Regions from separate parts of the Homo sapiens genome. Here regions 1, 2 and 4 are each linked to region 3. Evidence: chromatin contacts called from ENCODE Hi-C or POLR2A ChIA-PET data. All regions are on one chromosome and are shown on one strand. Each heading gives the region's core, a stretch centred on a gene start or an enhancer-like site at or near the end of the contact. The rest is flanking DNA. Distances are from core to core; before and after follow the strand shown. Region 1 holds the start of GPI (glucose-6-phosphate isomerase). Region 2 holds the start of NUDT19-DT (NUDT19 divergent transcript). Region 3 holds the start of CEBPG (CCAAT enhancer binding protein gamma). Region 4 holds the start of GARRE1 (granule associated Rac and RHOG effector 1).

Evidence for each region. Hi-C counts contacts between places; a loop is a spot of excess contacts on that map. ChIA-PET counts read pairs that join two places held with the same protein, here RNA polymerase II (POLR2A). Pooled maps may share reads with other maps.
Region 1: a loop to region 3 is called in a pooled map, with 4 times the contacts of the local background. The contact joins the promoter of GPI here to the promoter of CEBPG in region 3. A Hi-C loop is called at or near these places in 2 of 37 single-sample maps with no recorded cell type and 11 of 50 pooled maps.
Region 2: a map of CD14-positive monocyte shows a loop between it and region 3 (5-fold over the local background). The contact joins the promoter of NUDT19-DT here to the promoter of CEBPG in region 3. A Hi-C loop is called at or near these places in 1 of 168 maps with a recorded cell type or tissue (CD14-positive monocyte), 8 of 37 single-sample maps with no recorded cell type and 11 of 50 pooled maps. POLR2A ChIA-PET finds 5 or more read pairs at or near these places in 4 of 52 experiments (WTC11, activated T-cell and activated naive CD4-positive, alpha-beta T cell).
Region 4: a loop to region 3 is called in a map of naive thymus-derived CD4-positive, alpha-beta T cell, with 13 times the contacts of the local background. The contact joins the promoter of GARRE1 here to the promoter of CEBPG in region 3. A Hi-C loop is called at or near these places in 1 of 168 maps with a recorded cell type or tissue (naive thymus-derived CD4-positive, alpha-beta T cell) and 7 of 50 pooled maps. POLR2A ChIA-PET finds 5 or more read pairs at or near these places in 3 of 52 experiments (A549, common myeloid progenitor, CD34-positive and naive thymus-derived CD4-positive, alpha-beta T cell).

What each region holds. Positions count from the first base shown.
Region 1 is chr19:34,361,910-34,367,812 of GRCh38, forward strand. GPI (glucose-6-phosphate isomerase) reads left to right here and starts at 3,287. Exons shown (of 18, transcript NM_000175.5): 1 at 3,287-3,479; 2 at 4,436-4,526; 3 at 4,874-4,942. The coding sequence starts at 3,358. RefSeq lists an enhancer at 4,361-5,101.
Region 2 is chr19:32,690,049-32,695,895 of GRCh38, forward strand. NUDT19-DT (NUDT19 divergent transcript) reads right to left here and starts at 2,248. Exons shown (of 2, transcript NR_186320.1): 1 at 1,315-2,248. It overlaps NUDT19 (nudix hydrolase 19), which reads left to right and starts at 1,773. Exons shown (of 3, transcript NM_001105570.2): 1 at 1,773-2,626. The coding sequence starts at 1,913. It overlaps LOC124904690 (a long non-coding RNA gene), which reads right to left. Exons shown (of 2, transcript XR_007067226.1): 2 at 2,917-4,046. RefSeq lists a silencer at 1,736-2,145.
Region 3 is chr19:33,369,598-33,376,172 of GRCh38, forward strand. It overlaps CEBPG (CCAAT enhancer binding protein gamma), which reads left to right and starts at 4,112. Exons shown (of 2, transcript NM_001806.4): 1 at 4,112-4,298. RefSeq lists a silencer at 3,899-4,708.
Region 4 is chr19:34,253,197-34,259,306 of GRCh38, forward strand. GARRE1 (granule associated Rac and RHOG effector 1) reads left to right here and starts at 1,358. Exons shown (of 14, transcript NM_014686.5): 1 at 1,358-1,418. RefSeq lists an enhancer at 1,655-2,176 and a silencer at 5,979-6,110.

The sequences.
Region 1 (5,903 bases), core at 2,037-4,536, 990 kb after region 3:
ATCGAGACCATCCTGGTCAACACAGTGAAACCCCAACTCTACTAAAAATACAAAAATTAGCTGGACGTAGTGTTGCATGCCTGTAATCTCAGCTACTCGGGAGGCTGAAGCAGGAGAATTGCTTGAACCAGGGAGTCGGAGGTTGCAGTGAGCCGAGATGGTGCCACTGCACTCTGGCCTGGTGATAGAGGGAGACTCCATCTCAAAAAAAAAAAAAAAAAAAAAAAATTAGCCTGGTGAGGTGGCGGGTGCCTGTAACCCCAGCTACTAGGGAGGCTGAGGCAAGAGAATTGCTTGAACCTGGGAGGTGGAGGTTGCAGGGAAGCAGAGGTTGCAGTGAGCCAACATCGTGCCATTGCACTCTAGCCTGGGCAACAAGAGTGAAACTTCATCTCAAAAAAAAAGAAGAAAAAAAGAAAATCCATGTAACTGGAGTTTCAAAGTAAATGTGAAATCTGGAATAGTTGAAGCTTCTGGGAATCACAGAGGCCAAGTTGCAGAGGTGTACATTATGGAAGATTAAAAGGCAGGGGAAACCTTTGAAATGGCAATCATCAGAGGCCTCACCTCCTGCCTCTTTCGCAATACCCAAAGCTGTTTCTAGGGTTCCTGGTGGTCGGGAGAGGACACTGGACAAGACTGTGGCAGTGGAAAGGTGAACACCCGTAACATCTTTGGAAAGACTTGGAGTTGTGAATGACAACTGAACTCCAAACAGACACTAAAGGGAATCGTTGGTTTACATTCTAGCTGCAGGTAGAGGTGGCCTGGCCCCAGGAACCTGGGCACTGTGAGATTCACTCTGACATCTCTGTGGGGATCATTCTCTTCGTTATTTTCCTCAAGACCAGGGGCTAGAGCTCAGGTCTGTCCTTTCTGACAGGCAGCTTAACACCATAAAAAGCAGAGACTTTCTGCTGCTGGCTGCAGGGCCCTGGAAAAGGACCCTGTTTAGCTGGCATAAGTTATGTGCTCATCTCTGATGGATTCAGGCAGGGGTAGAAACACGGGTGGGAGAGGATGGTTTTAGACAAAGAACAACAGCCGTCCATCTGGTCACCAAAATAACCTACTAGAAAAAGGCAGTCTCAGTTTGCAGGTGCAGTGCTGCATGCCTGTAATCCCAGCACTTTGGGAAGCCAAGGCAGGCAGATCACTTGCACCCAAGGATTCGAGACTAGCCTGAGCAACATGATGAAACCTCGTCTGTACAAAAAATAACAAAGCTTGTCTCTACAAGGAAAAAATTAGCTGGGCATGGTGGTGCACACCTGTAGTCCTGGCTACTCAGAAGGGTGAGTTGAAAAGATCGCTTGAGCCTGGGAGGCAGAGGCTGTAGTGAGACAAGATCGTGTCACTGCACTCCAACCTGGGTGTGACAGAGTGAGACCCTGTCTCAAAAAAAAAAAAAGAAGGAGGAGTCAGAGGGAGTCAGTGGTTACTATTGGGCTAGAGTCATCTGAGGAATCACAGGGTAAGTGATAATGGGGCAGTGGCTACTGAGACTCGCCTTCCCATTGGTTGAGGTTTTGTTCTGAAACAGAGGATTTGGGGTGGGAATTCTCTTCTGTGTAGATGAGTAACTGGCTTAGAAAACCCTGATTGGAGTGTTTCTCAGAACCCCCGTAGAGGCCAGGCGCAGTGGCTCATGCCTGTAATCCCAGCACTTTGGGAGGCTGAGGCAGGCGGATAATGAGGTCAAGAGATTGAGACCATCCTGGCCAACATGGTGAAACTCCATCTCTACTAAAAATACAAAAATTAGTTGGGTGTGGTGGCGTGCGCCTGTAGTCCCAGCTACTCAGGAGGCTGAGGCAGGAGAATCGCTTGAACCAGGGAGGTGGAGGTTGCAGTGAGCTGAGATCACGCCACTGCACTCCAGCCTGGTGACAGAGCGAGACTCCATCTCAAACAAACAAACAAACAAAAAAAGAACTCCAGTAGAACAGATACTGTTCAGCACTACCAGGGTTGTGCTAGGTGTGGAAGCTCAGTGAAATCTTAAGAGTTGACAGTTCTTAGAAAAGGGCCATGTGGACAGGGCTGTTCCCTGGAAAGTCCTGTGACCCCTCAGTGACCACTTATTTCTTTTGTTGTCAGCCTTTCCCTATTTTCTTTTCTTTTCTTTTCTTTTTTTTAAGACAAGGTGTTGCTGTGTCACCCAAGCTGGAGTACAGTGGTGGTAATCACGGCAGCCTCTAACTCCTGGACTCAAGTGATCCTCCTGCCTTGGCCTCCCGAGTAGCTGGGACTCTGCAGATATGCACCACCACATGCCCCGCTAATTTATTTTTAGTATTTTAGAAGCAGTGTTTTGCTGTCTTGCCCAGGCTCGGCTTGAACTCCTGGCGTCAAGCTATCCCACCTCCCAAAGTGCTGGGATTATAGGCAGGAGTGCCCAGCCCCAGAGTTCTTACAATGACTTACAAGGTCTTACGTGATCTTGTTGCCTCCCTTTTGCTCTCTGACCTCATCTTTTTTTTTTTTTTTGAGATGGAGTCTCACTCTGCCACCCAGGCTGGAGTACAGTGGCTCACTGCAGTCTTCACCTCCCAGGTTCAAGTGATTATCCTGCCTCAGCCTCCCGAGTTAGCTGGGAATACAGGCACGTGTCACCAGGCCCGGCTAATTTTTGCATTTTTTTTTTCAGTAGAGATGAGGTTTCACCAGGTTGGCCAGTCTGGTCTGGAACTCCTGGCCTCACATGATCCGCCTGCCTCGGCCTCCCAAAGTGATGAGATTACAGGCGTGAGCCACCGCGCCCGGCCTAGTCACTTTTTTCTTAATTGCAACCCCGATTCTCAGCACCCTTTTCATCTTGGTTTTCCTCAATAGCCCTTACCACCAGCAGACACACATCATCTGTTGTACTTGCTTATTTGGCACATATGTATCCACAGCGCCTAGAACACTGCCTGTAACGTGGAAGGTGTTCGATCTATAGAGTTTTGTCGAATGAATGAATGAAGCCGACTAGTGCACAGGGAGTGCAGCGGCGCGATGGTAGCTCTCTGCAGCCTCCAACACCTGGGCTCCAGTGATCCCCGGGCTCTGCCCACCCTCCCCACTGCCACTTCCGGGCAGAGGCCAGCAAAGCGGCGGCGCAAGAGGTAGGGAGAGAGGAGCTGAGGCCCCAGATCAGCGGCCGCGGGCAAGGTCGCTCAGCGGGCACCCGGCCTGGGTATCGGGGCGCGGGTCGGGGGCGGGGCCGGGGCTCAGGGGTGGGGCCGGGCCGGGCCGGGCCGGGCGCCTGCGCCATAAAGGCCGCCGCGCGCCCACGCGCCTCGCTTGCTGCGCGCTGCCGGCGCTCCTTCCTCCTCGGCTCGCGTCTCACTCAGTGTACCTTCTAGTCCCGCCATGGCCGCTCTCACCCGGGACCCCCAGTTCCAGAAGCTGCAGCAATGGTACCGCGAGCACCGCTCCGAGCTGAACCTGCGCCGCCTCTTCGATGCCAACAAGGACCGCTTCAACCACTTCAGGTGCGGGCGGGCCGGAGGCGGGGGCTGCCACGCGCGGCGCCCGGAACCGGGCACGCGGGCCTGGGGTCTGGAGGCGGGGGCAGCGGTGCCCGGGGACCCCAGTCCCCGACCTCCAGGCCACGGACTGGGGCCCAGGCCGAGTCCGCACTTCGTCCTTGGAGTCTCCTTGGAGTGCGTTCCTGGGGGCTTGCAGCCTCGCCGGGAGTCTCGGCCCCGGGTCTGCTTCGTTACGAGGAAAAACGGGCCCCTCCGTGGGGACATTTCCCCTCCTCCTCCCCGTGCAGCTCTGGCCATTTGAGCAGGGGCTCCTTTCGCAGTTGTGAAGAGAGGCCTTGGCTGACGCAGCAAGCGGGAAAGGGCTGTCCCTTTCCATCCGCTCCTGGCCACATGAGCTTGGGAGCGTCTGCAGGGCGGGCAGCCCGGGCGGGGGTGTTTGAGGGAGCTGGGTGGAAGGATGGAGACGTCGGGCGTGATTCCTGCAGAAGACACCTGTGCACGACCGGGAAGTGGGAAGGAGTGTTTGAGCAAATCATGGGCGGGAGTGCGGCCAAGGGAGCTCTGATCACTGATACTGGTGGAGGCGGGGGAGGGGAGCGACTGTGGCTCCGGGCTAGACGTCCCGATGGCCATCCCTGTCATCTGGATGGGTGCCTGAGTAACTTACGGCAGAAAGTGGAAGCCCTGGGAAGGGGTGGTCCCCCACTTCAGTCCGGGCTCCTCATCCAGGGTCTGCCTGCATCTACGGTCTGTGAGGATGGCTTCTTTCTCTGGGCTGCTGTTGCAGATCATCCTGGTGGGCCAGCAGGTGACAGACACCACCACTGTGCTGGGTGGCCGCGGCCCTTGTGGGGCGTGGGTCAGGGAGGATGTTTCTTCTGGGAACAGCTCCTGCTTAGGGCATGGCTCCCCGCTAGGGAGACCAGGGTGTGGTCAGCAGCATCTCCATCTTTCTGCAGCTTGACCCTCAACACCAACCATGGGCATATCCTGGTGGATTACTCCAAGAACCTGGTGACGGAGGACGTGATGCGGATGCTGGTGGACTTGGTAATGTTCTGCTTGGGGAGGCATAACTGGTAACCGACAGAGTGGTGGGTGAGCTGGGCTCCTGGGAGTCCCCAGGACCTTGAGTATCTTGAGTTCTTCCTCTCATTAGACCTCAGTCACCTCCTCTGTGCTGGTGAGGCACCTGTCCCTGGCTTAGGTTCTAAGCAGCATCCCAGGGACCCCAGTGTCTGATGTCTGAGTAGACCCTTCCCAGACAGCAGGGGAGGGAACCAGACAGCAGCCGTCTGTCTGTCTCATTGGGGACAGCACCAAGCCTTGTGTTTGGGGGCTGACACTTGGGGTGGCCAGTGTGGGTGGGACCAGGCCTCAGTATCGTCTCTTCCTAGGCCAAGTCCAGGGGCGTGGAGGCCGCCCGGGAGCGGATGTTCAATGGTGAGAAGATCAACTACACCGAGGTGAGCAGGCCCCACATACCCTCTGGGGCCTCCTTCCTTCCCTTTGGGGTTTATCTGACTGTTAGCCGCATCACCCTGTGTCTTCACCCCTTCTCTTGGGCAATGCTTTTGCTTAATGAGGGGCCTGAAGGCCTTTTTCCTCCTGCTTGTAGCAGGGCTTTGGGGTGTGCCTTCCACAAGATTGGTTTGGTGAGCTCCTTGGAATGGTTCCCAGTGTCTGCCTGGGAGGAGCATATCTCATACCCACAGGGAGAGTTTCTCAAGGCTGACATTTTCTTGGAGAAGTTAACTCTAATATATCCTCAATGCAAGTTTTAGTAGCGACAAGAAGAATCTTAGATCACCAAAGACTTCAGCCTACTCAAGCAGTAGGAGTCAATAGGAAGCAGTGGTGAGGCCAGGCCTGGGGGCCCCTGTTCCTGACTCAGTATGGGAGCCCAGCCTGGAGGTATAATGGACACTGAGCACCCAGACTCTGTCCTCATGATGTCATTATCCTCCTCTTACATGTGAGGAGTCTGAGGTTCAGAGGTCACATCACTTATCTAAGATGTCATAGCTGTAAGAGGCAGAATGGAGATTCACACTCAACCTGTCTTGCATTGTGGGTCTAAGCTGAGAGAGGATGCAATCAAGGAAGGCTTTCTGGAGGAGTGCATTTGCCAATAAAATGTGGCGCAGGAGTGGGGTCTGGCAGGGTGAGGGTGGGGTGGCATGAAGCCCTCCACCTTAGCAAGCCTCTCACTGGGTCGGAATCCCAAGATGATCCTTTTCCTGCCCACCTGGGGTCGTTAGACCTTCCCTCAAGGACTCCTCTGCTGACTTCAGGCCATTTCACTCACGTGGCTGGGCCAGCCGCCTGGCACCCGTCACAGACTTCAAGTCTGGTTTGGTTCCTGGCAGTTGGTAGTTATCGGGCTGCTTGGTGAGGGAAGCTTGAGTTGCATGCCTTGCTGCAAAT
Region 2 (5,847 bases), core at 998-3,497, 680 kb before region 3:
ATACAAAAATTAGTCAGGCGTAGTAGCATGCGCCTGCAATCCCAGCTACTCCAGAGGCTGAGGCAGGAGAATTGCTTGAACCCGAGAGGCAGATATTGCAGTAAGCCGAGATCGCACCACTGCACTCCAGCCTGGTGAGAGCGCCAGACTCCCTCTCAAAAAAAAAAAAGGTTCAGTTTCTGTTGTTTTGCTATGCACCCAGGACCAGGACTTGGTCATCTCACTCATGAGTAACCAGCTTCTGTGAAAACCAGCTGATGTTGAAACACACACATTCACCTACAAAACCACGGTGTTATTTTACAGCAAAGGGAGTAGTATGTTCTTAAGACCCTTAATCCCTCCATAAATGGTTAGTCATCTGTAAAATAGTGGTAACTGTTTCCACTTCATGGGGTTTTGTAAGAATTACACAACTAATACTAATAAAGTTCCTAGTGCCTCACACACTGTACCCAGTAACTACTAATATTATTATCCCCTAGGATTATTATTACTCCTAGTATTGAAGACATGTTACTTTAATCACCTGAGTGCCTTTCTCTCCATTGCTCTGTATTTTTATTTTATTTATTTATTTATTTTTTTGAGACAGAGTCTCGCTCTGTCACCCATGCCGGAATGCAGTGGCAGGATCTTGGCTCACAGCAACCTCCACCCAGATTCAAGTGATTCTCCTGCCTCAGCCTCCTGAGTAGCTGCAACTATAGGCGCGGGCCGCCACACCCAGCTAATTTTTGTATTTTTAGTAGAGGCGGGGTTTTGCCATGTTGGCCATGCTGGTCTTGAAGTCCTGGCCTCAGGTGATCCGACCACCTCGGCCTCCCAAAGTGCTGGGATTACAGGTGTAAGCCACAGCGCCTGGCCAGAGACCAGGTCTCTTCAAACAAAAAAACAAACAAAACCCCTAAATATTGACAATGTCATCTGTGGATTCTACCCAGGAAATAACCCACATTAAAATGATGGTTTGTGAGGGTCGGCAGGGGTATAGTGTATTTCATCCAAAAACATAACAAATGTGTGATCCAATTATAATAGCAATTATGGGAAAAGCTGTCGGTGACTGATAAGGAGTTATAAAAGAAAAGACTCAAATTTACACAGGCTTTTCAAAAGATCATAATCCTGCTATTGGAGGTGGAAGTCTTCTAGACACTAACAAGGTGGAGAGAAATCTCCATGTGGAGGCCCAGATTAAACATCTCCCATCAAAGTGGAACTCGTCAAATGTCCTAAGACACCTAAGGCCGTCCCCAGGCGCCCTGACAATAAAAGGTAACCAGAACACGAGAGAAATTACTCTGGGAGTACCTTTCACATTCAAGGTGTGCAGTAGGAAATTTATAAATTGGCATCTGGCTCGTCCATTCATTTCTCATTGGTGTGGTTCACGTGTGCTTGCAAAGGTCAGACTTCTGCCCTTCGAATGTCCTCTCTCCCTCTCCCACAGAAAACACCCACATGTGGGTCCTTGTTTAAAGCAGAAAGTCCTAGTCCTTAGCTTTTAGTGAGGTGGATGTCATCAGGCCTGGGTTGGCATCCTGTTTTTTACCATGGCAAGTCATATGCGCCCTTAAGCATTCCTGCTTTTGGTCCAAGCTTCCTGCGTGGGAATACTGCGGTCCTCCTTTCAGGCAGCTGTGAATGACAAACGGTCGCTGGCTGCCGTGACACCCATTGTCCCGCGAGAGTGCCCTAGCTGGGCCCCAGTGCACTCGAGGCGGTCCCTGCTCGGGTGCCCCTCCCACAGGCAGGCGCCGTTGCCGACCAAACGCCCAGGTTCACCCAACGCCAGAGGCTCGTCCTCAATTCCCGCGAGGCCCCCGGAGGTGCTGGGGTCCCTGCAGGGCCGGGCCACCTGCCGTGGAGCTCAGGCCGCGCCAGAATCGGATCCGGGAAGCTGCGCGCCATGAGCAGCTCCCTGCGGCCGGGCCCCAGCCGCTGGCGGCGGGCGGCCAGCATCGTCCTGGCGGCTGGCTGGTCGCGCCCGGAGACCGCCACCCCGCCGTCGCGCCCGCCGCCGGCCGAGGGCTTCCGGCTGCTGCTGCTGCAGCGCTCCCCGCACCAAGGCTTCATGCCGGGCGCGCACGTCTTCTCCGGCGGAGTGCTGGATGCGGCCGACCGCTCGGCGGACTGGCTGGGCCTCTTCGCGCCGCACCACGGGCCGCCGCGCTTCGGCCTGGGCCCGGCGCCATTCAGCCGCACCGCTTTCCCGTCGCTGCCCGACACCGATGACCACAAGACCGACAACACTGGGACGCTGCCTGAGGACGTAGCCTTCCGCATCTGCGCCGTGCGGGAGGCCTTTGAGGAGGCGGGCGTGCTGCTGCTGCGGCCCAGGACTTCCCCACCAGGCCCAGCACCCGGGCCTGGCCTCGCCCTGGAGCCACCGCCGGGCCTGGCCTCCTGGCGCGACCGCGTGCGCCAGGACCCGCGCCACTTCCTGCGGCTGTGCGCCCACCTCGACTGCACACCCGACATCTGGGCGCTGCACAACTGGAGCGCCTGGCTCACCCCTTTCTTGCGGGGCACCACTCGCCGCTTTGACACGGCCTTCTTCCTGTGCTGCCTGCGCGAGCCGCCGCCCGTCTACCCCGACTTGGCGGAGGTGGTGGGCTACCAGGTAAGGCCTGCTCAGGGCCTTGCTGCGGACCGCCAGGACGTGAGAGGGAGGACCCCTCCCAGCGGCCCAGGCCCCCAAGGGACCCCCGCATAGGCCAAGCCCAGAGAGATTAAGCAGCAAGGAACGCTTAGACGGGCTGGAAACTCTCACCCCTGTAGACCAAAGCCATGCTCTTGGTGAAGTGCTCTCTGCTTTCCTAGGCTTTGGGGTCTCAAGGCCTGGAGCCTGTCTCTCCACGTGGTTCCTCCAGCGTGGCCACTGTGTAAGCACTTGTACATGTGTAGACATAGTACATCTCCACAGCCGTTTAATTTGGTTTTCTTGGAGAACAGACTTAATATGATCCAGTCTTCCTATTTTTATTTATTTTTGGTACAGATGGGGGTCTTGTCTCTCTGTGTTGCACACCCAGGCTCGTCTCCAGCTCCTGGTGTGTCCAGAATTGGTTCCTTCCAGTGGGTTCTTGGTCTCGCTGACTTTAAGAATAAAGCCGCGGACCCTCGAAGTGAGTGTTACAGTTCTTAAAGATGGTGTGTCCAGTTTCTTCCTTCAGATGTTCAGATGTGTCTGGAGTTTCTTCCTTCTGGTAGGTTCGTGGTCTCGCTGACTTCAGGATTGAAGCCGCAGACCTTCGCAGTGAGTGTTACAGCTCTTAAAGGTGGTGCGTCAGGAGTTGTTTGTTCCTCTTGGTGGGTTTGTGGTCTCGCTGGCTTCAGGAGCGAAGCTGCAGACATTTGTGGTCAGTGTTACAGCTTATAAAGGTAGTGCGGACCCAAGGAGTGAGCAGCAGCAAGATTTATTGCAAAGAGCAAAAGAACAAACCTCCCACAGCGGAAGGGGATCAGAGCAGGTTGGGTGCTGGTGGCTGGGTGGCCAGCTTTTATTCCCTTATTTGGCCCTGCCCATGTCCTGCTGATTGGTCCATTTTGCAGAGTGCTGATTGGTCCATTTTTACAGAGTGCGGATTGGTGCGTTTACAAATCTTTAGCTAGACAGAGCACTGATTGGTGCGTTTTTACATAGTACTGATTGGTGCATTTACAAACCTTTAGCTAGACACAGAGCACTGATTGGTGCGTTTTTACAGAGTGCTGATTGGTGCATTTACAAATCTTTAGCTAGACAGAAAAGTTCTCCAAGTCCCCACTGGACCCAGGAAGTCCAGGGGCTTCACCTCTCAATCCCGCCTCTAAACAGGGCACCCCATCTGCTGTTGGGAATTGGGCAATGACTGCTCTAGCTACTTCCTGCTGGACAGGGGCAAAGAAGGGGCCCTGCAGTTGTAGTGTCCTCCAGAGGGGAACTCTCTAGGCCAGTGAAAGGGCCAGTGGGTCGGTCCAGGGGTCCTCGGTAGAAGTTGTTAGTTGAGCTCATTTGGGTTTCCGTTTGTAAGACCATCTGTAGTTTGATGGCCTTGATTCTAGAGGAAACAAATTTGACAAGGAGGTTAAAAATACAGGGCCCGAAGGCGAGTAATAGTAAAACGGCTGTCACAGGATGTAGAAAGGGGAGAAGCCATGTTGCCCAACTCCAGAGGTTGGTATAAGAGTTTGAAAGGCGTTGTCTGATTTCAGAAACCTTTTCCTGTAAATGCCGGGCGGCATCTTGCACTATCCCTGACTTGTTAGTGTAAAAACAACACTCTTCCCCTAAGGTGCAAAGTCCTCCTTTCTCAGCAGTGAGGAGGTCTAGGCCTCGGGGGTTTTGGAGAGTCACTGCTGCCAGAGTCTATTTGGGATTGTAGTTACTATCCTTACTGAATAGATTTTGTTATTTCTTGCAAACTGTCTGAGAAATACTTTGAGAGTGTGTGGTAGTAAGATAATGAAGTAGATAAACTGGCTATTCCGGTTCCTGTAGCAGTGGCCATTTCTAGCCCTATAAGTAGGGGTATCAGTTGTATGGCCCTGTGCTGATGGACTTGAGCTTTGAGGGGCACTGATAGGGTCTGATGTCCATAAGATTAGAAGTTAGGATAATATGTGTTACACTGTTAACTTTTAGCAAACTTTACTTTTGTTGAAAACCTTAAGTTTGGGATTTCAATTATTCTTTGCTATTAATAAGACCTCGTTCAGTCCATATTCACTTAAAATTGGTATAGATGGCTCCTTCCTGATTCTGTAAGTACTTTAAGGTTTGGCTGAGTGCAAACAGCTTGCACATTTGAGCAGACCAATTATTAGGCAATTTTCCTAACTCTGCTTCTGTAAGAGTTTCCTTATCACGTACTGAGTACCCATTGTGTCTTTTTCCTTAATCGCCCAGGAGGAAACATCTATCATCCTGTCCTGAAGGGGGTTCCTCCTATGTCTGGTCAGACCTTCAGATTTAGATCCCCTGTTAGGAACCTGCTGGGTTAAGGATTTTTGATAGGAAGGCTACAGGTTGTCAGTGGCCTCAGTGCTTTTGGGCTATGCCCTTGTTTACACTGACAACAAGGTGGTATTGGAGTGTTACAGGGTTACAGAGAAGACCTTCAATTATCAATTGTAGGTTTTATTTTTCATTTTTATTTTTTTGGAGATGGAGTCTTGCCCTGTCACCCAGGCTGGAGTGCAGTGGCATGATCTAGGCTCACCGCAACCTCTGCTTCCCGGGTTCAAGCAATTCTCCTGCCTCAGCCTCTGGAGTAGCTGGAATTACAGGCGCCCGCCACCACACCTGGCTAATTTTTGTATTTTTAGTAGAGACGGGGTTTCACCATGTTGGCCAAGTTGGTCTCAAACTCCTGACCTCATGATCTGCCCGCCTTGGCCTCCCAAAGTGCTGGGATTACAGGCATGAATTATATATTTTAAATTTACCCTGGCTTTTAAAGGAATAGGGTGCACTGTTTTTTCTTTACTACTTCTATCTCTTTCTCTCTGACTCCTTTGTCTCTTCCTCTCTTTCCTTCTGTCTTTGACTTTGCCTCTTTCTCTCTGCTGGTCTTTCCCTGCCTCTGCCAGCCGCTTATGCTGCCGTTCTCCCTTCTCCTTCCCCTTTTTGATGGCTTCGGCAGTGTAAGACTGCCACCTCCTTGGGTTTTTGCATTGAGTGCAATAACTCCATGATTTCCTTGTGGTATTTAATGGGGGTTCCCCCAGAGGTTAGGAACGCTCTTTCTTTACATATTGCAGCATGGGCATGTAGGATTAGATAAGCATACTTGCTATCTGTATACACGTTTTTTCTTTTTTCCTTTCCCAGTTCTAAGGCTCGGGTAAGTGCCACTAGTT
Region 3 (6,575 bases), core at 2,862-5,361:
ATGAGCCCAGGAGTTCAAGGCTGCAGTGAGCTATGCTCATGCCATTGCACTCCAGCTTTAGCCTCCCAAAGTGGTGGGATTACAGGAGTGAGCCACTCTAGCCAGCCATGTAGCTAATACTTTTGAGGTACCAAGCAGGCACTGTTTTAGGGGTCTAGCACACTAATTCCTTTAATCCTCAGAGCGACACTGTTGTCTTCTCCATTTACAGATGACAGAGAGGTTAAGTAATTTGGCCAAGGCTGCACATCTAGCAAGCGGTGAAGCTGTGGACACTAGTGTTCATATCTCTTAGGTAACTAATGTAGTTAATCATAGTGGCTGTCAGGTAACTACAATATTCAATGAATACAACAGCCTACTTCCCAAGTCCTTTGGAGGGTTTTTTTATTTTAAATTTTTTTAAATTAAATAGAGATGAGGGGTCTCACTATGTTGCCCAAGCTGGTCTTGAACTCCTGGCTTCAAGTGATCCTCTCACCTCGGCCTCCCAAAGTGCTATAGAGGCTACTCAGTCTTTGGATTTGTAGAATATATATTGATTACTGTAAGGCAGAGAGATATGCAGGAAATTTTTCTTTTACTGTGATGGCTTGGATCCCTGTGACTTGTAAAAAAAGCTACATAGTAGACCTCCAAGGCTTCACCAGGCTCTCGTTTCCTTATGGAGAACAAATCTTTCGGAAGCTTCTATCTCTTAGGGTAAAAATCTGAATGTTTCTTGGGCCCACATGGCCCTGCCTATCTTGTTGGTCTCCACTTTACTTTCAGCCACTTTAGCCTTAAATTTCTCCCATCACAGGGCCCCGGACAAGAATTCCCTGTGACTGCTGCACCCACGTCCTCTGTATTGCCTAGCCAAATCCTGTCAATTTTTCAGGCTTCCCCGGACCCATCAGACTAGGTCTGGTTCGCTTCTGATTTCTCACAGCGTCTTGTACTGCTTTCTTGTAGTATCTATGAAAATGGTAATTGAAAAATTGTGGACCAGGGGAGGTAGCTCATGCCTGTAATCCTAGCACTTTAAAAGGCCGAGGTGGGTGCATCACTTGACCTCAGCTGTTCGAAACCAGCCTGGGCAACATGGTGAAACCCTATTGCTACAAAAAATACAAAAATTAGCCAAGCATGGTGGCGCATGCCTTGTAGTCCCAGTTGCTTGGGAGGCTGAGGTGGGAGGATCACCTGAGCCCAGGAGGTCCAGGCTGCAGTGAGCCATGCTTGCCCCACTGCACTCCAGCATAGGTGACAGAAAGAAAAATTGTGTAATTACCAAACGCCTGTCTGCCTGGCTGTAAGTGTAAGTTCCATGTGGGCAGTGACTGTGTGTTTGTCTTGCTCATTGCTGAATCTCCAACACTTAGCCTACGGCTTAGTACATAGTTGGCACCAAATGCATACTTGTAAACTGAGTAGAAGAAAAACTACCAGCTACCAGCTGAAAAGAAAATAAATACCCGAGTGTCCTGGGCACTGACTAGACTTGCTGGGTGTGTAAGAAGGCCTGCCCAGACACAGATACAAAGAATGCTGGAACAGCTTGGCAGGGCGGTTTGCAAACCAAAGGATAACTGAATATACCTATGCAAGTTCTTTTTTTTCCCCTTACACATTTTTCTTTTTTCTTTTCTTTCCTTTTTTATTTTTATTTTTTTATTTTTGAGATGGAGTCTTGCTGTCACCCAGGCTGGAGTGCAGTGGCGTGATCTCAGCTCACTGCCAACATTTGCCTCCCGAGTTCAAGCAATTCTTCTGCCTCAGGCTCCCGAGTGGCTGGGATTACAGGCACCCGCCACCACGCCTGGCTAATTTTTATATTTTTAGTAGAGACAGGGTTCCACCATGTTGGCCAGGGTGGTCTCAAACTCCTGACCTCAGGTGATCCGCCTGCCTCGGCCTCCCAAAGTGCTGGGATTACAGGCGTGAGCCACTGTGTCTGGCCCCCTTACACATTTTTTAAGTGATTAGGAAATATTCAGGGTAAAATTATGATTTTGTGAGCAATAAATCACAATCCTATTTTAATAGTACTAAAATCTTGATCAAAGCAAGTTCAGGCAGGACTTGGTTACTCACACCCTTAATCCCAGCAATCTGGGAGGCCGAGACAGAAAGATCACTTGAGCCCAGGAGTTTGAGACCAGAGTGGACAATATGGTGAGACCTTGTCTCTACAAAACATTTTTAAAAAATTAGCTAGGTGTGGTGGTGCATGCCTGTAATCCCACCTACTTGGGAGGCTGAGGTGGGAGGATGGCTTGAGCCCAGGAAGTCGAGGCTGCAGTGAGCTGTGATCAAGCTGTGGCAGTGCCATTGCACTCCAGCTGGGGCAACACAGCAAGATCGTCTCAAAAAAAAAGAAGAAAAGAAATTTAAGCTGAGAATACTGAGAGCCAACGTGAAGAAACACACTTGTTTCAATGACACTTATTCTCCTAAGTGTGCATCTGTGAGCATTATTACCTGTTTTTTTTTTTTTGGAGACAGGGATCTCATTCTGTGGCTCAGGCTGGAGTGCAGTGGCTCAATCTCAGCTCACTGCAACCTCCGCCTCTCAGGCTCAAGCCATCCTCCCATCTCAGACTCCAGAGTAGCTGGGACCACAGGCACAGCGCCACCACACCCGGCTAATCTTCTGTATTTTTGGTAGAGATGGGGTTTTTCCATGTTGCCCAGGCTGGTCTCTAATTCCCGACCTGAAGTGATCAGCCTGCCTCGGCCTCGCAGAGTGCTGGGATTACAGACCTGAGCCACCGCGCCCAGCCCATTGTTCACCGTTGTGACCCCTTTTAATTTTTATTTATTGCTTTATCATCTTACTGATTCCTCGAAACAATCTTACGGGGCGAGCCGGTTCCATGGGCGCTGAAGAAACATTTCCTCTTTCAAAGCCTCAATTGTTTGAACGATACGCGTTGCTAAAGAGGAAGCAATTAAACCTATCAGGCGAGTTCTGCCCTCCGCCCAGCGAGCTGCTGCTTCCTGGTGTTAAAACGCTTTCGGGGCCAGGCGCGGTGGCTCACGCCTGTAATCCCAGCACTTTGGGAGGCCGAGGCGGGCGGATCACGAGGTCAGAAGATCGAGACCATCCCGGCTAAAACGGTGAAACCCCGTCTCTACTAAAAAAATACAAAAAATTAGCCGGGCGTAGTGGCGGGCGCCTGTAGTCCCAGCTACTTGGGAGGCTGAGGCAGGAGAATGGCGTGAACCCGGGAGGCGGAGCTTGCAGTGAGCCGAGATTGCGCCACTGCACTCCAGCCTGGGCGACAGAGCGAGACTCCGTCTCAAAAAAAAAAAAAAAAAAAACGCTTTCGGGTTCTCCTGGCGAGTTTTAAGTCACACTGGATCGCTGCTTATTTTCAGAGATCACCTCGCACCCATGCACCTGGAAGGCACCCAAAGAGAATCATTTTAAGAAATTCACTTCATCTCACCCTAACAACAAAGCACAGCCTGCAGCACATGGATTTCACCCATGTGACATCAATGCTAATCCTATGTGTGAAACATCTGGGTTCATTCGATTTTTTAAAAATTAGTAACTGAGATGGGGTCTCGCTATGTTGTCCAGGCTGGTTCTCCAACGCCTGGGCTCAAGCCATTCTCCCGCCTCGGCCTCCCTCGGCGCTGAGATTATAGGCGGGAGCCACCGCGTCAGCCTCCACTCTTTTTGCGGCGACAAAGCCCGCCCGCCTGCGGGGCGTTCCGTTCGCAGAAACTCTGTGAGGGACGCCGCGGGGGCTTCCAAGGGACGCGGCGAAACCAAAACAGTCGCCGGTGGTTCACAAAACCACCTCAGAAAATGCTTCCAAAGGCACGTCTGGCCTCCACAAGGTGACGGCTTTTCAGCCTCCGACTCGAACTTGAGTCGTCCACAGCACTAGGCCGCCGCCAGCCCGGGCGAGCTGCCTAGGGACCGCGGACGCCGCAGCAAGCAGCTCCCTGCTCCCGCCACACCCGCCGAGCCAGCCGCGCGGAACCCACTCCCCCACCGTGGGCCCGCCTCCCGCCGCCAGCCTGCCCACGATTGGTCGACTGGGCTGCCCGTCGCGAGAGAAGGCGGTGCCTCCGGCAGGCCGGCGCTCCCATTGGCCGGGATGGCGGCGGCGGCGCGCGCGGCCCCGGCGAGCAGGGGAAGCCGGTGGCCGCGGCTGCGGAACGGGCGGAGGCTGCCGGTTTCGTAACCGTCGCTCCTCCTCGCTGACTCGCGGGCTGTGAGGCCTGGGTCGGCTCGGGCCGCACCGCGCGGGGCCGCTCGGAGTGGAGGCCGCCTGGGGGCAGGCGGGCTAGAGGAGCAGGTAAGGAGGCTGCGGCGGGCGCCCTGAGAACGGGGAGGAGGAGGCCGCGGCGACGCCGGCCGCTCGACTGGGTGCGGGCCCGGCTCGGGGAAACCCAGCCCCGGCCCCAGACGGCCCGCTGGCCCGGGAAGGCCACGCGAGGCTGGAGGCGCGGGCGGCGGCGCCGCGCGGCGTCTGATGCAACCTGCCGGCAACACCCGGCGGGGACGCTGAGCTCATTCCTGGCCGCGGCCCAGCGCTGCGGCGCCGCCCGTCGACCCCCGCGCTGCCCGGGGCGCCCCTCGCGGCGGGCCGGGAGCGCGCGAACGGCCGGGGAATGCCCCCTGCGGAGCCCGGCCCCCTCTCGGTGAAACGGGCGCTGTGACCCGCCAGGCTCGCATTGGCCCCTGGGGATGAAGGGTGTTCCCAGAATAGCAGAAGGTGGACCGAGTCGAGCTTTAGAATCCTGATCTTCTAGAAGGGCTCAGCTTGCGGTGATCGAAAATCTGTTCAGAAGTTCAAAGACTGATCAATAAAATAGGGAAAGCAACTGGTTTTTAAATGCATGACTTTGCAGAGATAATATTTTGCTTCTTTGTGGAGCTGTTGGAATGTCCTGCACTTTACTGTTGAACGTAGTTTAGAAGAACACGCAACACCTACGGGTCGAATAGAGAAGAAATGAAGCACTTCGCAGGCATAGTTGGAGGGAGCGGAGCAGGGCCGACAGCCAGCGGAGGTGACCAGATGCGAAGGATGGAAATGCATGTGTCGCGGGGGGAGGAGAGTGTTTTCCAGGGCAGCTGGTGTGTTGCTTCTCTTCCGCAGGTTTACGTGTTGGGTTTTCCTCTTGTTTGAAGTTTATACTGTAATCTGGCATCCTGAAATGTATAAGATTTAGAAAGGTCTCAATGTTGATGGGTGACACCAAAATTGGTAGTTGTGTCAGAATTGACTGCTTATATGAATAGGTTGTCACTTAAGGCAGACTTCTCCCAAAGAAATGTGACTCCCAGAGAAAATTTTAAAAGAAAATCCTATAAGGGCTTGCTTTACGAAGACATTCTACACCTAGAAGCTCTTGATATTTAAGATGTGGTCATCTGTTAGCCCTTGAGTAGTATTTGGGATAAGCTGTTCATAAGGTCGATTCTGCTTCTGGAAAAAGTTGCTGTAAACAAGGCTAAATAATTACAGGGTACAAGGGAGCTGAAGCATATTTCAGCTTCTTGATTCCTGCTTTTGGTGGGCACACTTGGCTGGTTCAGTTATTTTTAATACCTGCTTTTAAAAAAAGTAGATGGAAACAAAACTTCATTGAGAATATCCTTTAAATTCTCAAGATCACATCATGTCTGTCTGCAAGGCTGTCTGATCTTGGAGAGATGGTTTCATCCCTGGGAAATTAAACACTATGTGCTGAGCCCCTGGTAAAGACAAATAGGACCTCGTGGGGCTGAATTTGGTCTCGTGGTCTAAGATTGCCTCACTTGGTCACAGTAATGGTAAATACAGGTAGCCACGATTCCAGCTGTATTGTGCGTTCTTGGGAGGGTTGGTTCCATGGGTTGTTATATTGATAGGTACACTGGCCTCCTGCGTTTGTGGCTTTCTAGCTCTATCAGTAAAAAAAAGACAAAAATGAGCATGACCTCCTAATGGATGTTCATTTACAAATAGTCTATTTGTTTTGTGTGTTGTAAATCACTTCAAAAGGATTGGGTTAGAAAGATGATGTTGATGTTCTTCTAATGCTCCAGTGACCCACTTCTGTACTCCCAGAAAGGGGACGTCCCCTTCCTCATGGACCCTGCGCTAGATGCTTGTGAAGATCTGCAGGGAGACACGATGCGGCTGGAGTTGACAGACCTAGGGAACAAATTTTCCCAGATGCCCAAAGAAAAGAGAAAGCACAGACCATTTAGGATACAGATAGTGGTTTAGTACTGTCAAGATGTGGTGTGAGGGAGGAGAGAGGGTCAGGACCTTGGATTTGATCCTGTAGACTGGAGCCAGAGATGAATTTTCACCAGGAGAATGACTCACTCAGGTTTGAGTGTTCAATTGCTCTGGAGACAGAGGTTGGAGGAAGCAGGCTAGACCAGAGACCAGTGTCCCTGAGAGATGATAGTGGCCTAAGGTGATTTCGATGGGATTGGGATGGAGAGGAAGAGTAGATGGGAAGTTTTTTTTTTGTTTGTTTTAGGTGGAATTGTCAAATCCCAGAGACTAAACAGAGTTAGGACCAAGGAGAAACATCTGTGACTATTTTGAAATGTTGACCTTCATTGAGGAAAT
Region 4 (6,110 bases), core at 108-2,607, 880 kb after region 3:
CACCACGCCTGGCTGATTTTGTATTTTTAGTAGAGACGGGGTTTCATCATGTTGGTCAGGCTGGTCTCGAACTCCTGACCTCAGGTGATCCACGCGCCTTGGCCTCCCAAAGTGCTGGGATTACAGGCGTAAGCCACGGCGCCCGGCCTCCTTCAACGCTGAGTAATATTCTATTGTTATGTTTATACCACATTTTGTGAACCCATTCACCCGTGGATGGACATTGGGTTGCTTCCACCTTCTGACTAATATGAACATGGGTGTACACATTTATATCCACTCTTGCCTCCCCTCCGTAGTCCTTCCTTCTCCACACTGCATCTAGAGTAACCCCTTTACACTCTCAAGTATGGACAAATCACCTCTTGCTTAAAACTCATTAGTTTTGCAACACTGTCAAGTAAGACCTAACTTCTCACCACTCTGATTTATTATTGGAACACAAAACTGGGCCATGCTCCGTGGCTCAAGCACTTTGGGAGGCCGAGGTGGGCGGAACACCTGAGGTCAGGAGTTTGAGACCAGCGTGGCCAACATGGGGAAATCCCGTCTCTACTAATAACACAAAAATTAGCCGGGCGTGGTGGCGCACGCTTGTAATCGCAGCTATCCGGGAGGCTGAGGCAGGAGAATCACTTGAACCCGGGAGGTGGAGGTTGCAGCGAGCCAAGATCACGTCACTGCACTCCAGCCTGGGCGATAGAGCAAGACTCCGTCTCAAACAAACAAAACCCACAGAACTGGAAGACCCTTGCTGCTGCTTCTGCGTAATGTGTTCTCCTCCCTTCTCGTTTTTTTTTTTTTTTTTCTCCCTTCTACCCCTTAGGACCTCAGCTCCTGCTCTTTCCCTGGGGGAATTCCGGATCACTCTCCTTTACTAGGTCAGGGTACTCTCTCCCTCCCTCTTACTCTTTCCCCTCCTACCACTTGTCACCATTGGTACTATATTATCACCCGGATATGTGACAATGGTATTGTGTATTTACCACTAAGGAATAAACTTATGAGGGAGAGAGCACTACCCGTTCCTGCAGTGCCCGTCGGGGCCTGGCATCTAGGAAACACTCCATACGCCAGTAATCGATTTCAGTCAATTTCAGTAATAAATCCAGGAGGACGCAGCCCGACCCCTCCCGCCCGGGGGCCAAGCCATGGTGGGGGATCTGGGTGGACCTCCGGCTCTGGCCGCCAGTCCTCAACCTCCGCCCCGGCCGTCCCGCTTGGGGGCCCAGGGTCCCAGGAGAGGAGGCTCCGGGGCGCCCCCTCCCCTCTAATGCGAGAGGAGAGTCCGCTCTAGGCGCGGGATCCGCAACCTCCCCGCGTCCGCCCGAGGCGGGGGCGGGGCCGGACCGGAGACGTAACTTCCGGTGTACACAGCCGGTCCAAGGCGGTGCGCTGGGGGCCGGGGCGCGTCGCAGGTGAGGAGCGGGCGCGGCGGGCGCAGGCGGGGGCTGGCGGGCGGGGTCGGGCGGTGGGCGGTGGGCAGCGGGGCCGCGGGCCGCAGCCAGGGCAGACGGCGAGACGGGCCCGCGGGGCGCCGCTCCGCTCGGGGCCGCAGGGCGCGGGGCCGTGGGCTCCCGCCCCTTGCCCGCCCGCTGTGGAGGACGCCGGGCTTTGCGGGCGCTGGCCGGCCGACGGAAGCCCGGAGGGGCCTCCTGGCGCGAACCCGGGACCTGGGGGCGCGTCGGAGACTCGGCGGCCGCGGCACCGCAGGGGCGGGTCGGCGCCCGTCAGGCGGGGAAAGGGGACGCTCCCTCGGTTCGCCGGGGCCCGGGAGGTCGCGCTGGCGCCAGGACCCGCTCCCGGAAGCCCGCGGAGGGAGGGCGGCCTGCTGGCGGCAGGGGTCCGCTGGGGCTAGCCGGGGAGGCGGCCCTCACGCCATCCCGGGGCTGCCGGGCGGGCTGCGCGCACCTTCCCGGCGGCGCCAGGCTGCCGAGGAACGCGCTTTTCCGGCCCTGCGGAGCCAGCTGGCGCATTGGGCCCGAGGGGAGGGTCCGCGGGGACCGGGAGGGCCGGGGCTGAGCGTGGAGGACCCGAGCCCGAGGGACGAGCGCAGAGTCAGGGGTGTGTCTTTCTGCGCCGCGCGGTGCGAGGAAAGAAGCGTGCCTGGTTGGCATGATAAGAATTTTGTTTAGACTTTTTAGAAATTTTCCAGAGACTCAGCTTTGGGGGCCTCCAGTTTGAAAATACCTTGTTCTGGTCCCTCATCCCCATTATAAAAGCAGTTAATTCTCCTTTCCTGGCAAAACACTCAAGACGACACAAAAAGTCTTAAGGTAGAAAATGACAGTCATCTGCCAGTCTACCATTCAGTGACAACCACTGCTAACATTTTGGTGATAATCAATAAATACAGATAGGTATTGTTATTTTTATGGACTTTACAGTATGTGATTTAACCACCGATGAGCATTGAGATAGTTTCCAATTTGTCACAAGATAAACAATTCTGCCGGAAGGATTTGTTTGATATGGTCTTTTTTTTTTTTTTTTAATAAGAGACTGTTGCCCAGGCTGGTCTCAAAACTTCTGGCCTCAAGCGACCCTCACGCCTTCGCCTTCCAAAGTGTTGGGATTACAAGTGTGAGATATTACACCTGGTCTGATTGTTATCTTAGAATAAATTTACAAATGGGGTCAAAGGTAACTTTATTTGTTTTTTTTTGAGACAGTCTCCCTCTGTCACCCAGGCTGGAGTGCAGTGGCGGGATCTAGATTAACTGCAACCTTAGCCTCCCGGGTTCGAGCGATTCTCCTGCTTTAGTCTCCCGAGTAGCTGAGATTACAGGCACCCACCACGCCCGGCTAATTTTTGTATTTTTAGTAGAGACAGGGTTTCGCCCAGTTGACCAGGTTGGTCTCGAACTCCTGACCTCAGGTGATCCGCCTGGCTCGGCGTTCCAAAGTGCTGGGATTATAGGCGTGAGCCACCGTGTCCGGCCGTAACGTTCAATTTTTAAGAATACATAGTATTTGTTTTCCTTTGACATATTTGGACAATTTTTCTGTCTCTTTGTCATAAAAAAAAATTCCAGCCTGGCGCGATGGCTCATGCCTGTAATCCCAGCACTTTGGGAGGCCGAGGCGGGCGGATCACTTGAGGTCAGGAGTTCTAGACCAGCCTGGCCAACGTGGTGAAACCCGGATTCAACTAAAAAAATACAAAAAAACACATTAGCCAAGCATGGTGGCGCGCTCCTGTAGTCCCAGCTACTTGGGAGGCTGAGGCAGGAGAATCGCTTGAGCCCAGGAGGCGAAGGTTGCAGTGAGCCGAGGTCGTGCCACTGCGCTCCAGCCTGGGCAACAGAGTGAGACTCCATCTCAAAAAAAAAAAAAAAGAAATTCATGTTTGCGTCTCATCGTTTCATGGTTTTATTTTTTTGCCTTTAGTCTACCTAAAATTCATTCTTGGTTTAAAATATGAAATATTTTGTAAATGGCTAGTCAGTTCCAGATTTATTGAATAATATGTAAGCTTTATCATTTTATCATATTTTAGACTAAAAGTTCTAAGTGTATGTTTGTAAGGGCTACTTACAAAGTTCATATTTACATTTTGTGTGTGCTTAGATGTTTTCAAGTGTCTTTAAAAATCACAGTATTTTCTTTTCACAGTATCTTCACAATATTTTGTTTTAAAAAGAAATCATTTTCCAATACAAGTACAGGGAATATTTCATGTTTGAGATTTTTTTTTTCTTTTTAAAGCAAAAAGTTTAGTTTATTGCCGTTTCATTTGCTTTCTTGCTGACAAGATAACAAACTCCATATGAAGAGTTCAGGTTTGTTGTGGCAACTTTTCAGTGTGGCATTTGAGATTCTAATCTTCCTCTATTTTTGCACACAAATACGTAGGTTGGCATTGGAGACCAAGATAGAAAAGTTCTCAGATTCCCTTGGCAAGCCTAGATTTTTCAATCTAAAATTATCTCCAGATGTTTGGAAGACCATGTTTTAAGCATCCTTTTTTTTTTTTTTAAGCAAATTGCACATGATTCTGTGAAAATTTTAGTAAATGTTTGTTCTGTTGAAAACCTATAGCCTAATACATCAGGATCCATGTGTCAAGTGGGTCTTCCAAGTCTATAGGAAATAATTGTTTCTGAAAGCTAGCAGGCTGGGATATCACATGGGTTGGGTGTCCACTCTCTTTTTTTTTGAGTCGGAGTCTCCCTCTGTCCCCGAGGCTGGAGTGCAGTGGCGCAATCTTGGCTTACTGCAACCTCCACCTCCCAGGTTCAAGCAATTCTTCTGCCTCAGCCTCCCTAGGAGCTGGGATCACAGTTGTGAGCCACCACCCCTGGCTAATCACTCTTTTTTCCTCCTGTAACTTTGTCCTTAGTGAAAAATGATGATCTTCCTAGGTAGGCAAAAAAATGTTGGTTTAGATAAGGAATTGATTTGTTTTGGAGTTATTGAAAAGCAGGTTGCCGTTTTCTCTGAAGTGTAAGTTCACAGAGAGCCTGAATGTTGTGTTTGGATTAAGGAAAAACAGCAACAGGTTGTGCTTGTGCTTCAAATGTCTTTAACTCTACTGAAACTGCCCTCTTGAGGGTCCCCTAACTGATGCATGCAGTGGCCATTGCTTAATTATTTTCCTTGACTTTGATCTCAGGTATTTGGCATGGTGAGCTATTCTTTCTTGCTCTCGTGAATCTCCCATTGATTGGCCTTCTTTTTTCTTTTTCTTTTTTTTCTTTTTTTTTTTTTTGAGACAGAGTCTTGCTCTGTTGCCCAGACTGGAGTGCAGTGGCTCGGTCTCAGCTCACTGCAACCTCTGGCTCCAGGGTTCAAACGAGTCTCCTGCCTCAGCCTCCCGAGTAGCTGGGATTACAGGTCTGCGCCACCACCCCCAGCAAATTTTTGTATTTTTAATAGAGATGGGGTTTCACCATGTTGGCCAGGCTGGTCTTGAACTCCTGACCTCAAAAGTGCTGGGATTACAGGCGTGAGACACCACGCTTGGCCTTGATTGGCCTTCTTGACTTGGAACTAGTGTGGTCATTTCCTGAAATCTGTGACTGCACTTTCTCATTTGTCTTTACTGCTTCTCTTCATACATCTACCTTGGGGCATTTTCTGAAGCCTAGTTTTGTACCTCTTACCCCCGCTCCAAAACATATTCCTTCCCACTTATCCAGTATATGAGTCCTGGGTAGAGAACCACCTCATTTCCTTACCTCTGCCACCACTTAGTGACCCCCGACTCAGAGTTTTCTGCAGGTCAATTCTTTTTCTCCTGTTCAGTAACCCCTGGACATGTTCCTGAGGCCATGCTTTCTCCAGGTGAAGAAAATATCACTTCTGGCCGGGCGCAGTGGCTCACGCCTGTAATCCCAGCACTTTGGGAGGCCGAGGTGAGCGGATCACGAGGTCAGGAGACCGAGACCATCTTGGCTAACATGGTGAAACCCCATCTCTACTAAAAAAAAAATATTAAAAAATTAGCCGGACATGGCGATGGGCGCCTGTAGTCCCAGCTACTCAGGAGGCTGAGGTAGGAGAATGGTGTGAACCTGGGAGGCGGAGCTTGCAGTGAGCTGAGATCGTGCCACTGCACTCCAGCCTGGGCGACAGAGTAAGACTCCGTCTCAAAAAAAAAAAGAAAAGAAAATATCACTTCTTTGCGAGGACAAGGTGAGAGGATTACATGCTCTCAGGAGTTGGAGACCAGCCTGGGCAACATAGTGAGACCTCTGTCTCTTAAAAAAATGAATTTTAGGTCTGGCACAGGGGCTCATGCCTGTGATCCCAGAAGTTTGGGAGGCCAAGGTGGGAGGATTGCTTGAGATCAGCCTAGGCAACATAGTGAGACTCCAAAATTATCTAGGTGTGGTGGTCCATGCCTATAATTCCAGCTACTTGGGAGGCTGAGGCCGGAGGATTGCTTGAGCCTAGGAGGTTAAGGATTCAGTGAACTGTGATTGTGCCACTGCACTCCAGCCCAAGCAACAGAGCGAGACCCTGTCTCAAAATAAATAAGTAAATAAATAAATAAATAAATATCACTTATCAAGGTGTCCTGTCCTTCCTGACTCTTAAGGTTCTTACCAGCCGGTGAATCACATCTTCCTTCTTGATATGGATTGTATTTGCCATTTGCTTTCTAT